Linked DNA regions of Mus musculus: region 1 is linked to region 2. A link is a loop called in an ENCODE intact Hi-C map of the cell type or tissue named here. Cell type or tissue: left cerebral cortex. All regions are shown on one strand.

Evidence for each region. Peaks named below come from ENCODE experiments on the same cell type or tissue, not always from the same donor. Only the 100,000 strongest peaks of a DNase experiment are listed, where the experiment ranks them.
Region 1: a loop joins it to region 2, with 2.3 times the contacts of the local background. A loop is called at or near these places in 7 of 42 quality-filtered maps.

The regions. Positions count from the first base shown.
Region 1 is chr5:20,910,644-20,918,643 of GRCm38, forward strand. The region is part of intron 3 of Rsbn1l (round spermatid basic protein 1-like); the gene reads right to left. Among named protein-coding and RNA genes, the nearest start is that of Tmem60, 32 kb to the left of the region's middle. In left cerebral cortex, CTCF peaks have their summits at 3,230 (motif pointing right) and 4,916 (motif pointing right); a DNase peak (open chromatin) is centred at 3,224.
Region 2 is chr5:21,051,485-21,059,484 of GRCm38, forward strand. It overlaps Ptpn12 (protein tyrosine phosphatase, non-receptor type 12), which reads right to left and starts at 4,427. Exons shown (of 18, transcript NM_011203.3): 1 at 4,165-4,427. The coding sequence starts at 4,263. It overlaps Gm42221 (a long non-coding RNA gene), which reads left to right and starts at 4,583. Exons shown (of 4, transcript XR_880864.3): 1 at 4,583-4,987. In left cerebral cortex, a CTCF peak has its summit at 4,930; DNase peaks (open chromatin) are centred at 2,267, 3,084, 3,805, 4,287 and 1 more place; H3K4me3 peaks cover 3,509 bases; H3K27ac peaks cover 2,434 bases.

The DNA.
Region 1 (8,000 bases), 140 kb before region 2:
GCTTTCCCAAAGACATGAGTTTGATTAATACACCTGAATAGCAAAGTCAAATGAGCTTTTTGTCCTAAATGCAGGAATTAAATGCCTTATTCAAAAGACACCAGTAAAGAACACTGTCTAAAGTCAATTTAGCTAGTATGTAAATGTAATATATTTGAAATAATTTCTCTTTCTAATAAAGTAAAACGTTGTCTTCTACACCACTGTCATGTAATGTTTTTATAGTCAGGTAACTATTTCCACTCCACAGAAAAGAGGAAGAAGGCTGGATGTGGTGGTGCGTACCATTAATCCTAGCACTTAGGAGACAGAAGCAGGCAGATCTCTATGCGTTTGAGTCTAGCCTGGTCTAGATAGCAGTTTCCAGGGCAGCCAAAGCTACATAATAAGATCTTTCAAAAAACAAAGGGGGCAGAGGTTGAGCCAGGTACAGATCCATAACCCAGCCCTGGAGGTGGAACAGAGAGAGCATTAGGAATTTGAGGCCAGCTGAAAAAGGGAGAGAGCGTTGCTAACCAGTGGTAAGTTTTAAAAGACAATGGCTAATAACAGAAAACCAGAATTATTAAAAACATTAATACTCAGCCCTTGTAAAGTAATATCTGTGTGTTTATAAATGAATTAATGTATCATTAACAAAAAAAAATGGGTAAAACTTGTTAGGACTAACAGTGCAAAAGGTATCATTATTCTACTGTATCAACTGATCTGACTGGAGCTGGCTGCTTCAATGACAATGATCACTTCACTGATTAAAATGCTTTATTAATCCAACCTAAAATGAAGAAGTGCAACATTTAACCCACCAGACAAATCCATAGGAAATTAGGATTAGGTAGAAAAAGTCACTTGAAGTTTTGACCATGATAAAATATTAACAATGATGTATTTATTCAAGGTGAAAAAGTATTTACCTCTTAGTAAAAACATACGAACAGCAAATAAACAACAAAATGCATGTGCTTTTCATAAAAATAGACATGGTTCTTGATTTTAGTGACCCCCATTTTATTGTAACAATGTGACATTCAAAATTTACTCACTACAGTAAAGTTAAATAATACAACATGAAAATAAAACCTCGATTCTCTAAAAACCACCCATGATAGTCCCTACTATGACTGACCCAAGAAAGGAAAAGGTAAGGATCAGAGGAGTCTAAATATTTTTAAAAGAAATGTCACAAGACTGTAGCTCCCCCATTGTAGATAGGTACTCCTACTTCAGGCACAGTTCTAAGTCTTTCAGATCACATCAAAAGAATAAGGCGCACAGATCTGGAATGGGGGAGGAGTAGTAACAAGTAGCAGGCAGGCACAGCTGCAGCAGCTCTAGGGAGTTGTGTCACATCACTAAGACCACACAGGGACAGAAACCAGAGGTAAGGTATAGTGTACATGTTCCGTGAAGACTGCATCTTTACTAAAATCTATCTCTATAGTTCCTCTATATTTGGGCAGGGGGTAGATAGATCTCAAAAAAAGCATAAAGACAAGAATGATACACATAGTCATATTTGCAAAAATCTGTATTTACACGGTGCCATTTCGAAGACATATAACATGAACAGATAAAAAATGATGAGCACTTTTTTACTTTTATTAATCTATATGAATACACTGTTGCTATCTTCAGACACACCAGAAGACGGCATCAGATTCCATTTCAGATAGTTGTGAGCCACCATGTGGTTGCTGGGAATTGAACTCAGGACCTCTAGAAGAGTGGTCAGTGCTCTTATCTGCTGAGCCATCTCTCCAGCCTAATGCTGGGCATCTTAACTCATTTAAAAATACAAATGAAATGCAGGACGAAACTCAGCTGGTAGAGTGTCTAGCATGCAAATATGCAAACCTCCCAGTTCAGGCCCCACCCGACCATGCTCAATCTAACTCTCCCCTGAAGTCTCCCTCTAAAAAGCTAAGATTATCAATGCTGCCCTTTTACTTCCCTCCTATATTGTTTCTAAAAAAGACTAACAAAATATCTGAAATATTAGATAAATAAAAGGAATTACTTACACTTGAACTACAAAGCTATTAATCTCTGCTCATACAGTCTTTAGGTAAAAGAGCAACCCCTGTAACACCTGCACGACACATAACAAAACTGCACCTGCTGTAAAAGGAGATCAGGAACAGAGAGCTCCTAAGACTCAAGGCTGTTTGTGTTGCATAGAAAGATCACTCCAACAGGAGGGCAAAACGATGAGGGTTTAGAACATGAAAAATAGCTTACAAGAGACAACCTGTTATTTCCCAAAGTATATTCCTTGAAACTACATTTCTATAATCAAGTAATTTTAGAAAAACCTTTCTGCATTAGAGGTTCCCATGTATGCTCATAGCAAATAAACCGTATTTGGTCTAGGAATGCAAAAAGTATTTTTTATTTCAAAATCTGTTTATCTGTAGTTGTTTCGGTGCCCCTATCAACACCCCAAGACATTAAAAGTTCTTCTGAATAGTAATCCATAAAGACACACACATTTAAACTTGTCTATCAGCTCAATTTAGAGTAAACAGACGTATAGGTTAAATGCTGGATCTTCAGGCCAGCAGAGTACGGCAGAGGACCTTGTGTCTCAGTAATGCTCTGTTGAGGGAATAGTGCCTTACTTTCAGTAAGTGGGTTGCTCATCACATTACTTTAGTGTGTGTATGTCTGTGGGAAGGGAAGGGGAATTTGGGGCAGGGATTAGAATATATGTAAATATGCCAAGGTACATACAAGCATGCACCGTGGAGTCACAGGACAACCCATGGGAGCTGACTCTCCTTGAAACATGTAGGTAGGTGCCAGGGATCAAGCTTTGCATGCCTTCCTATGGTGGTTTGAATATGTTTGACCCAGGGAGTGGCACTACTGGGAAGTATGGCCTTGGTGGAGGAAGTCTGTCACTGTGGGAGTGGGCACTGAGACCCTCCTACTAGCTGCCCCAAGACAGTCTTCTGTTTGCCTTGTAGAACTCTCAGCTCCTCCAGCACCATGCCTGCCTGGACACTGGCATGCTTTCCTCCAGGATAATAAATAATGGACTGAACCTCAGAGCCAGTAGCCAGCTTCAATTCAATGTTGTCCTTTATAAGAGTTGCCTTGCTCACGGTGTCTCTTTACAGCAATAGAACCCTAACTAAGACGCTTTACCTGCTATCTCCCTGGTCATCACATTCTTACTGATGCAATCTAACCTCCATGGACATAAAGGAAAGTGCCACAAGGGGGAGCCATTCCATGCCATATTTAGCACATACTTTCAAACAGAAGAATGGTAACGAATGATAGAAAAGTGGCGGAGGGAGGAGGGGTCTACCTCAGTCATAATCATTCTTTACCTGTCACAGAAGCTGGACTTTTCAATCTGGCCAGACTGGCTTGCTAACTGCTCAGGATCCTCCTGTCTCCGCGCCCGTCCCCAGGACTACAATTACAGGAGTGTGCTGCCACCATGGTTGCGAGAGACAGAGCTCAGGTCCTCACGCTTACACAGCAAGCGCCTTAAGGCCTAAGACAGCTCCTCAGCCACTTTATTCATTATATTTTTAAAATAGCCATAAGTTCAATAAAATTCACTTTTTAATTAATGACAGAAAAATATACTTTCCCAATTACAGCCTCTGATACCTGCCTCTAATAGATTAGATATGTGCAAGCACTTTATTTTATATATATGAGTGCTCTATCTGCATATACACCCCCATGCTAGAAGAGAGCATCAGATCACATTATAGGTGATTAGAAGCCACCATGTGATTGCTGGGAATTGAACTTGGGACCTCTGGAAAAGCAGCCAGAAGTCTTAACTGCTGAGCCATCATCTCTCCAGCCCCATGCAAGTTCTTCTTAACCCTAGCCAACTGTAACGTTCTCTCTGACTGACCCTTACCACATTCCTTGTCCAGTATTCTTACCACTGCTCACCACCATTCTTTCTACACTCAGCTTCTGAGAATAACTTTTTAGGTTCCAGGCAAGAGGCCTGTGGGGCCGATCTGCCTGACTTATTTCACTGAATGTAATGCTTTAGTAAATGACAGACTTCATTTATAGCACGTCTGTATTTCTCTATCCTTTCTCAGCTATCGTAAACAATGCTAGAATACAGATCAGTGCAGAGACTTACCACACTCTCCTTCAGATATACCGCCTGAGCTGTGGGGCCACAGGACCACACGAGGTGAAAACAAGGGCTTCACTTTGACATACTTAAGGAATTCCATACCACAGTTTAACTAATGGCACTGCTAATAACGTTTTCCCCAATAGTACATAAGGATTTTCTTTACTCTGTCTTCAATAGTACTTGTTGCCTTTTGTTTTATAATAGCCATTATTGTACTTTTTAAGGTTTAAAAGAAAAACACATACTTTTAAGTTACGTTTACATATTTACTTGAAGGTGGAAGAGGAATATGCCCCACAGCATGCATGTGGCAGTCCAGGGCCAACACTTCTCTCCTTTGCTTCATGTTTTTGAGACTTCATGGCAAGGGTCCTTACCCAATAAGCCATCTCTCAGGCCCTGTTCCATTCTAAATGGAGTGAAATGGATCCATGGTTTGGAATGTGTTTCCCTGGTGATTAATAATAAAAAGAACAATAGAATAAAAGCCCAGGAAGTGACCCACATGTATGATCAACTGGCTCACCAACAAGGAGAAAATATAGTGTGCCAAGGAGTGGGCATCTCTTCAGCTCATGCTAAGTCTTCTGCATGCCTGCTGTGTTTACAACTATCAACCTTGCTTACGCTCTGAATTTTTAAAAACAGAGTTACACTATGCAGCCATGCTAATTTTGATACTGGTAATCCTCCTGCCTCAGCCTCCTGAGGACTCAGATCACAGGCATGCCCTTAAGATTTTATTTATTTATTTTATATATGCGAAGAGTACACTGTAGCTGTCCTCAGACACTCCAGAAGAGGGCATCAGATCCCATTACAGATGTTGTGAGCCACCATGCATGTGGTGGCTGGGAACTGAACTCAGGACCTCTGGAAGAGGTCAGTGCTCTTAACTGCTGAGCCATCTCTCCAGCCCAAATCCTGTTCTTTATATCCTGCTATGCAACCAATCTGAGATGAAGTTTAGATTTAAACGTGCAAGAAAAAGCAGCTTCCAGAAGAAAATTCAGAAGAATATTTCATTGTCTTTGGGGTAGGCAAAGATTTTTAAAATAGGACACAAAATACATTAGTCATAATTGAGAAAAATTATATTTTAGATTAAACTTAACTCTTAGGCATCAAAAGCCATTATTAATGATAAATCAGGACACCAAGTGAATATTATTTGGCTGAACAAAAAGACTGATCTACAATTTATTTTTTATTTAAGATACTAGTTAGGAAAAAAGCAAGTTTAAAAAAAAAATGGGCAAAAGAGTAGAACAAAACTGTACCAAAGACAGTATATAACTATACAACAATACTTAAAAGGTGCCTGGCACACAGTCATCAGAAAAATTTAAATTAAACTACAGAGAGATAGTACTGTGAGTCCCCACAATGGCTAAATGAAAAAAGATGGACCAAAAGTATGGTCCACGCTGACTGTAAGAGAAACTGATATCAAGAGTTTTTTAAAAACTGTCATTAATCTATCAAAACTAAATATCTGTGCACTTTTTCTTACTAATAGTCAAATGATAGGTATACCTTAACAAAAATACATGTGCACATTAAGCACATGAACAAAAGTATTCACAGAGCCCTGCTGTAATAACACCAAAAGAAAAACAACTCAAATGTCCACTTATAGTAGGTAATCAGGACAATTATGGCACATTCCTACAGTGGAATATTACAAACAGTAAGAAAACAAACATTGCTATCTACAAGACGGATGCCATAAACAATATTATAAGGAAAAGGGTAACAATATATGTATCATTAAATGACTTCAAAAATCTGAGTTCAAAATATGTAAAAATGTTTGTTTTAATTCAGTATAATGGTTAGTTACCTGGATGTTTATGTGTGGGCTGGGAAATGGCTTGATGGTTAAGAGCATTCACTGCTCTTTCAGAGAACTAGGGTTCAAGTCCCAGAACCCACACTGCAGCTCACAGCCATGTCCAACTAGCTCGGGGGATTCAACAGCCTCTTCTGACCTCCACAGGCTCTTTCACACACACACAGTACACATACACACTCTACACACACATACACATGAGATAATAGTTTCATAAAACTGTACATATTTATGTGTTAGGACTTGGGGTTAGCAGATAGTGCTAAAGACTAGTTCAAGAAAGCCCTCTAGTCACTTTCAGTTTTGAACTGAATGGGTCTGCTCACTTTCTGAATATTCATCTCTAATGTGCATACTTTTCCATGTACACTCTATCCTTCACTAAAAGATTTAGGGAAAGAGGAATCAATTCCTAGAAGGAATAAGGTTAAGAAACGCAGCTTTTAAAACTAGATGTGCTAAGCACGTGTAACTCCAGCAATCAGGAGGTAGGGCAAGGCACCCAGGAATTTAATCCCAACCTTAGCTAGCTATGAGAAACCAGGTAGGCCACCCCATGTTTCATGAGTTCCTATTTCAGAATAAACAAACAACAACAAAAACAGAACAGCTCTTATTGGAAGAACAAGAGACTAGAAATAGAACTGATCTAAGAAAGTGTGCTCACCGGCCAGAGTGAGCAGGGGCCGGAGCGAGCAGAGGTCCTGAGTTCAATTCCCAGCAACCACAAGATGGTTCACAACCATTTGTACAGCTACAGTGTACTCATATACATAAAATAAACAAATCTCGAAAGAAAAAGAACGTATGCTCACTTTCTACTGTGCTATCTTTTGGACTCATGGGGTTTCATGAGCCCAAAGCTACTCCCACTCTAAATGACAACAGTCTCAGTTATCTACACCTTTTTATTTGATTTGATTTCTTAGTTTTGAAATTTCCTAAACTCTTAGTAAGAGAAAATGAAATAAAATAAATGGGTTGGCTAGTAATGAATGTTCTATTGCTACCTTATCATTCTAAAAACATTTCATTTCCAATTCTCAAATATGCTACATTAGGGAATAACCTTCATACACATACATTAAAATTTAAATATTGTTATTCTCCATGCTACTGTATGCTGCAGAATACACACCAAACATGCTACTAGGAACTAGGGATGGAAACTATATCTTGAACATATAGTATTTTTCAGGTAGAAAGTGTATCTTGAGCATCAACTGAAGGAATATACCAGAGCAAGGAGAAAAGCCAGAAATGAGGATTATATTTAGTTCTATTCCTAGCAGTGCTGACAACCCTAAAATAAACTACTTCTCTCTAGTCTGTTAGCTAATCTCACCTTAGTTGAGAAACATTAGGAGAAAAGTTCACCACAATCTGAGATTTTACTGTATCTTCCCCATAAGCTAGAATGTTAGATCAGTCACTACCAGAAAAAAAATTTTAAAAACTAATCGAACTAGGGAGATGGCTCGGAGGCTAAGAGCACCGGCCGCTCTTCCAGAGGCCCTGGATTCACTCCCCAGCACCCACACGCACCCACATGGCAGCTTACAGCTGTCTGTATCTTCAGTTCCAGGGCACCTGACCCCTTACAAGACACTGGCTCTAGGTGGGCGCCACATCAACTTTTAAAAGGTGAAAACTCAGTTTTGTCTCTGGTTTCTAAAATAATTTTCTGTAGAAAAGATTAGGAAATGGAAATGAGCTTAGAGTATTGTGGCAGTTTAAATGAGAATGGCTCCTTCTTCAGGCTCAGATCTCAATGTTTCCCAGCTGGTGGACTCTTCTGGAAGGATTAAGGGGTCTGATCTTGTTGGAGAAGGTGTGTCCCTAAGAGATCTCAAAGGCTCAAGCCAGGCCCAGTCTCTGTGCCCTGCTTGTGGATCTGATGTAAAGTCTCAGCTACTGCTCTAGGAACATGCCTGCCTTCCATGCATCCCTTCCACTTCATTTCCCACCATGAATCATAGACTACGCTCTAAAACCATAAGCAAGCCTACAATTAAATATAAATAC
Region 2 (8,000 bases):
TGAGGGCTCAAGAGTTGTTTCAGACTCTATTAAGGGCATTGGCTAGTCTAGAGGATCTGGGGTTCCATTCCCAGTACCCAGTGACAACTCACAATTATAACTCCAGTTCCAGGGAACTGACACCATCTTCTGGACATCAGACATGCATGTGGTACAATGACATACATGTAGGCAAAATAGCCATACACATAAATGAAAATAAAAGACAAAGCCTAATTGTGAAATACTGATGTGTACCATGATCTTAGTCTGAAAGTTGAGAGTAAAGATCAAGATCCAGACCTGTCATAAATTAGTTCATTTTATTAGCAAAATTAGCATGTCAAGTACAATGTGCCTGGCCACAAAACCTTGGTGCCTAGGTTTCTCCTTTTGAGAGAACAGGTACAACAGGCCAAGGCCAAGAAGAATAAGCTCTAGTTAACTCCTTCTTTCCTACTTCCTCCGTCCATCTTTAGGACAGGATCACAGCTCTCACATAAGCTGGGCTTGTCTCAATCTCACAATCTCCCTGCCTCATCTCCTGTCTGCTGGAATTACATGAAAAGACTACCACATGCCTATGGAGGCAGACAATCATCTATCATTAATAGTAAACAAGAAATTCGTGTCACGAATAGTGACAAATTATTCTAGCCTCTGAGTGGTAGAGGCAAGAGGATCCAGAGTCCTAGGTGAGCTTAATATACACAGCATGTTCAAGGCTGGCCTAGGCTGTATTAGATCCAGACTGGAAAAGACAAAACTCTTTTTTGTCTTTTTAGAAAAAAAAAATCCAAAGCAAACAAGATACAATTTCTAAACCACTAAATAAAAACCAAGATAATTATATATATACATATATATGCGCACACCCACACACCTATACATTACTGACTATTGTATAAAGTAACTTTTTAAAGTTGCAAGCATATGTTTTGTATCCTCTGACTGTGTACTTCTTGTAAAAATATATTAGGAATAAACAATGCAGAGGCTTTATTCATGTCAATCAAAGTATATAAAAGTACAATAGAACAAATATTGAAATACAAGCCAATAGTTTAACTATAATAGTCACATTGTGACATGCTTAAGTTATTCCTAAAAAGTAGCTGTAATAAAAGACACCAAAATCTAAGCTTAAAAAAACCCAAAAGACAAGAACATAGCACAGGTATGGCAGCTCATACCTTTCATCCCAGCCAGTACTAGGGAGGCGGAGACAGGGCTGACACCAGTTCAAGGACAGCCTGGGTCCTGAGTGAGTTCAGCTCCCTGCCCCTCAGAAACAAAACAAACAGAAACTTCTAACTACTTACAAAGGCAAATATATGTACTTATTGTGACATAGACCTATTATAAACATAGATATAGGGAGAATGGGAGTAGCTCCATCCTTAAAATAGGGCCACAGTATGGATGCCCAATCCAATCACCCAAATATAAAGTATTACCATTATAATTATATCATTACTGTTAATAATTATATTCTATAATTTGCAATTTTGAAACTATTACTTTATAATGAAATAGTTATAATAGTGATATTACCTTTTAAGACTCAGTTCTACAATGTTAAGGTTTTAAAATGGATTTTTTTTTTTGACTTTTAATTTTATTTTGATGTTGACTGTGTTTCTTTTTGGAGATCCACTTAATCATCTTTATTGATTCTGAATTTTCATAAGATTTTAATTTCTTTCTTTTTTTTCATTTACAACATTTTATTTGGAAATATTTGTAACAGTTCAGTGAAACTAAAGGTCAGAGACAATGGCTGTCAGTTTAGGCATCATTCGTTTATTATAAAAGGGAGGCATGGAAATTATTTACATGATGAAATAGTTCAGGCATCAGTGGACTGGCAGCTTCATGTGACACCATTTCAACAGTGATTTCAGTCGACATACTTTCCAAAAATGTCACCATCTCTTTTTTAAAATGGATTTTAAAATCCACTTCAGAATTTAATAACAAAAGTTAGAATTTATGTGATCATCTTTGATTCTCTTTCCATGACAGAGGACAGTTCTTTCCAGCCTTCTAGTCAAGGGAAAAAAACAGAGGCAACTGCCAACAATCATAATTATAGCTACTGCTTATCAAGTTAGGAAATTAAAAAAGCAAGCCCTATAAAAGAATAATAGCCTTAGTCATCAAATCTCTCATGTAGAACTACCTAGCTATACTTTGGTATTATGGAAGAATGGGAACACATTTGGTCCTTGGACATGACATCTCCAATAGGAATCCCTGAGTCATCCCCAAAGCATGAACCCCAAGACTAGATCCCCTGTCCAAAAGTGCAGGGACTGGGCACCTGTCCGGATGGCCTGCACTAACAATGATCCTTGACAGAGTATGTCCAGGACAGCAAGATAGCAAGCATTCGACCAACAGCCAGGGCCACAAGGCCCCTTCTATGACAAGCCACTAGTTCTACACACCCTCAATGAACTGTTTTCTTCTACATTTACTATAGAGTAGTAAAAGGAGGGCTCTTTCCAATGTTTGCAAATGATATCATTCAACAGATACTAACCATCAAAATTCGATGGTAAGAAGAAAAGTACTTTTTCCAAAACATCATCTAAATATCAGAAAATGTTTAAAATAAGGAATAACTGGACTTTGATCTACATTTTCAGTCCTCACTGTATCTTGTTCCTACTTTCTATTTTTATAAAACTGCAAGGTGGAAGTCACAAAACCCCACAATACTACTAATACTGTGCAAGGCTAACAGTCTACTTTTCAAGCCATTAACAATTTTAACACTAAAGTTTTACTAGACAGAAATCTCTTTAAAATGTGAACACCCACTTCAGTACTAAAAATCACTTCATTTGCACTTTAAATAAAAACTAGCAAATGTTTCGTAGCCACTCATTTTTATAGACCTCAACTGCATATGGCTTTTCATAACCAAATTTCAGATGAACTGATTATTCTTAGAAGTGCACCTTGTCCAGAGCAAAATTTTCCCTAGTTCATTTGCTATTCCCAACCCCCGCTAAAGAGCGAAGGACTTCCCAAAGTCCCATTTCCTTTTCCATTCCCCAGACCTCCAGGGTTTACAACGCCCCAGTCTTGCGCAACATCCGTAGGAGCAGCAGCCGCAACCACCGCCTCCAAAGCCGGGAAACAACCCTAGAGGGAACATTGTCCAACAGAAAAATAAAAGGAGCGAGGAGGGGGTAATGTAGGAAGTCAGCTTCTGGTCCCACGCCTTCGGAATTGATACCCTCTCTCCAATTATGCACCTAGAGAAATTTCACATACTAGACTTTTAACCCCCACCTCCACTCACTCAAGCCTGCCTACACAAGCAGAGGGCGGAAAGGGGGGTGGCGGAAAAGGGGGGACGGGAAGGTTATCTCCCAGGGCTTCAGCCCATATAGTCGCCTCCACCCTACCATGACTATTGTTCCCAGCTTCCCCACCCCCACCCCGGATAGGAAGTGATAGTCACATCCCCTCCGGCTTCGGCAATATCCCCTCAAGTCCGGAGTGAGCTTCCTTCAGGATAACCCCCATCCACACTGATATCCCCCTCCCTTTTCGATCTAAAGTCACACTGGCCTCACAGCCACCTCAAACCTGGGTCTCAGGACGAAAAGAAACCTGACCAGATAAATGGAGATCAGGTAAACCATGAGATTCCTTATGGTCAAGCCTCTGGCAAGCGCTGAGCTAATAACTGTGAACCCAGACACGGAGTCGTCCTGCCGTCCACTCGGACCAAGGCCGGCATCCGTACAGGGACCCAGCGAGTTAATGCTCTACACCCTCGCTCTCCGGCAGCCTCGAGCCGCTCCGCTGGCCGCAGCCAGACAGCTCGCCTCGACCCTCCCCGGAGGGGCAGGCGGGGAAGGCAGGCGTGGGAAGGCGAGCCCGCACTCCAGCCGCCGCCGCCCGGCCGGGGAGACAATAGGTAGTCGCGGGCGGCGGGGCCGGAGCGGGCTGGGCCGGGGAGCGCAGGTAGCGGCCGCGGAAAAGAGAGGCTGAGGGGCGGGGGTGACCTCGCCTCCCGCAAGCTCGCCGACGGCGCTCGCGGCTGGGCGCGCGCCCCGCGCCTGTCCTCGCACCGCACACAAAGCGCTGGCAGCCCCGACCGACCGGGAGAGGCGAGGGGAGCTCGGCGGCTGGCGACACGAGGCGCCGGCGAGAACGGACACTCACCATGAAGTCCCGGGCGAAGTTGTCCTCCCCATTGTGATCCGGACTCTTCATGGCCTGGACCCTCTGGATGAACCTCCTCAGGATCTCCACTTGCTCCATCCTCCCGCGTCCCCCCCGCCGCCCGCCCGCGCGCCGCAGCGCCCGCTCCGTCTTCCCCAGCTCGCTCCGGCCCGCCCTCCCTCCCCGCCGCGCCAGGCGGCTGCGGCTGCGGCGGCACCGGCCGGGCTCCCCGCGCAACTTAAAGAGCAGCGTCGCTTTCCCCTACTACGAGGCGAGCCGCGGGCTAGCGCCGGCCCCAACCCCCAGCCTGCCCCATCCTCCTTCCCCGCCCTCCTCAGTCCGAGACGCCGCCGCCTCAGGAACACGGCTCTCAGTTCGCCCTGCCCCCTTCCCGGTTCTGCCTCCCCCCCCACCCCCCACCAGCAGCCGCAGCCGCCTCTCCCCACGGGCGCGCCCCCGCCGCCACCCAGACGCGCGGGCTCGTACGGCGGCCCCGCCCCAGAGCGAAGACCCAGCCGCCCCCGCACGCCCGCCCGGGCCCGCCCCCGCCCGCTCTGAGTGGCTGGAAGCCGCTTCCGGGGCGTGGCCCTCTCCTAGGGCGCTCGCCGCTCGCTGCGGTGAGGCTGGCTTCTGGTGGACGTCCTACGTCTGGAAGCCCGGCCAAGCCCAGTGGGTCAGACAGTAAACTTCAGATGGGGCTTGCGGCCTCCGGGTTTGGCGGGGAGGGAAAGCTGATTCCAAAAGTGCTTCAGCGCTACTGCCGGCCGCGGGCTGGGACTACAAGACCCGCCTGCAGGAGTGCCCGGAGCAGGGTGGGACAGAGGTATGCTGGGAACTGTAGTAGAGCCTTCACCTTCGCTTTACGAATGCCTTGGTGAGGGTCTCCCAAGGCTTTGGCACTTTGGCTAGGAGAAGCCAATAGTTTCCAGAGTGAAAGGGTTTACTCTTCGCAATCTTTCTAATCCCAGTGAGGGAAAGCTCTTAATTCGTAATGCATCTTTCTCATTGCACCTTTTTTTGCCAAGAGGAAGACAATATTGCTTCCTATCTTTAAATTCTCACGGTTTCAGAGTTGAATGGGTGACATTCTTTCGTAGAATAGAATTTGTGACTCTTAGCAGACAGAGAGCGTGCTGATGCAATCTGTCCTTTCATAAATAGAAATGATTTGTCCAAAGTTCACCCCCCCAACATGTTCATGTGGAGTCAGAACTAAAACGCAGGTTCTTTTACTTTGACTCTAACTTTTACTTTTTCTCGAAAGGACGAGAGTTTGTAGTAGTACACAGTTGCACAACTGAGGGATTTGATCCATGGACTGACTTTGGTCACCTACACCCACAAACAAAAAACATGTTTTCACAGAACAGGCTGCCAGGAAATATGCTTAAGATAGGAAATATCAATGCAGGAAACATTTCCTAAACCGATATTTGGCCGCACTGTGAAATTTAATTAAAAAGAAAATCGAAGACAACACATGTGAGTAGCAATATACAGTTACACTTTAAAATAAAATACAGGAAATAATGCATCTGATATGTACCAACTCACTTCTCTCAAAGCATTTCAAGAGATGCTTTCCATACTAAAATAAACTTTTGAAAGGAGTGTCTGTAGTAATTTAACCCACTACACAGGCTAAATTTCACTGAATGTAAGCAAAAGATTCAGGCTCGATGGGGACAAATAGGTAAATGGCAGAAATGCTTTAACTTTTATTTATGTCTCTATATTTTGGGTTCTCTCAGCCAGGGTCTCACTCAGTAACCCAGGCTGGCATGGCTGTCTTCCTGCCTCAGCCTCACAAGTGCTGGGAGCATAGACATGGGCCACAGTGATCACCTACACTTTTGATATAGCCAAGAATGTAAAAACCAGTTAGTGATTAGCAAACAGTATACGTGTGTGCTTTATACCAACTATTGGCAGTCTCATGGGTAACAGGCTGGGTCTCATTTGCCCTAGTGTTTTGTAGGGCATATTTTTTCCATATGATCTATTTTATGTATATGAGTACATAAAATAAATATTTTAAAAAAGATTTATGTATATGAGTACATAAAATAAATACATATATTTAAAAAAAAGATTTTATATATATATGAGTACACTGTCTCTGTCTTCAGACACACCAGAAGATGGCATCAGATTCTATTACAGATGATTGTGAGCCACCATGTGGTTGCTGGGAATTGAACTCAGGACCTCTGGAAGAGCAGCCAGTGCCCTTAACCACTGAGCCATCTCCAGCCTTTTATTACAATTATACAAATTATACAAAATAATGAATTTGATTATGGTATCTCACACATGCATGCCAACCCTTTGTTCATATTCATCTTCCCATAGCCCTTTCTTGGCCACCCTTTTACCCTTCCCCGTCCCAGGTTTCCCTCTTGTAAATATATTTGGGAGATCATCAAATGGCTCAGTGCTTTCTGCCAAGCCTGGTGACCTGCTGGTTCCCCGCAAAAAGAGAACTTTTCTCATGTTGACCTCTATGCACCCACCTCCTCCCCCACACAAGTAAATGTATTTTTAAAAAAATTCTAGACTATCCTAAATATATTTGGGTCTTCTTTCAATCTACATGTCTTTTGAGACACTCAAAATATGAAGGGCTATGTGGTGTGTGTGTGTGATACAAAAATGTTTTAGGAGAACTCTTTTACCTAAGAAGTATATAGCTTTAGAAGACAAAAAAAAAATTGTTTGTGAATGCCAAATGAGAGGTTAAGAGCAAATGTCTAATCATCATGGGAAGAGCATTCCAGAGCAAGCCGGGAGAGAACCAGTAGTCTCAGGACAATTAAGTTTGAACAGGAAGGAGAACACCCAGGCAAGAGAAGGGGTGAGACAAAGGTTGAGAGCAGCAGAGCGGAAGTCTAAATAGATGTTGTATACATATATGGCTCCACAGTAGACTGGTCTCCAGAAAGAGCCCACTTAGGTATGGATTCATACTTGGTACTATGGACATGAGCAACCACCAAAGGGTTCTGATGTTAGAAGTCCACTGAAATTGAGAAAAATATAACCTGGCTTTTTAAAAAATAACTTGTGAATTAATAGAGGGAAGATGAAATGAGAGCTACCAGGAAGCAGTGCATGGAGCAACGGAAACTGGCCTAGATGTCAAAGCTCAAGTACAAAGACCTAGATGGAAGGAGAGAGTACAGAACCCAGCTGACATGGGATAAACAGGAAGGCTGGATAGAAAATGATGAAAGTTAGGGCTGGGGACATAGCTCAGTGATAGACACCTGTATACCATCCATGAAACCTTAGCATCACACACAATTAAGGTAAGACAAAACTCACAACTTTCTATGAAGCTATTTTTTAAAATAAAAACAATTTATGTATTTTGACATGGAATTGTCCTAAATTTCTATTTGTTGCCAGGAAAATAAGGTACATTTAGGATATACTGTTTATGCTTTTGTTTAGAATTAAAATGAGTGTAAAATGTTTGTATAATGAAATCATTTCTTTCTGAAGAGTACTTCAAAACCTATTGCCTGTGGCTGCCTCTAGAAGGGCCATGAGAATTTAAGACAATTTCCTTTTATTTTTTAAAAAAGATTGTATGTGGGCTGGTGAGATGGCTCAGCAGTTAGGAGCGCCAACTGCTCTTCCAAAGGTTCTGAGTTTAGATCCCAGCAACCACAGGGTGGCTTATAACCATCCTTAACGAAATCTGATGCCCTCTTCTGGAATGTCTGAAGACAGCTACGGTGTACTTACATATAATAAATAAATAAATAAATATTTTTAAAAAATGCCCGCTGGGTGTGGTGGCGCACACCTTTAATCCCAGCACTTGGGAGGCA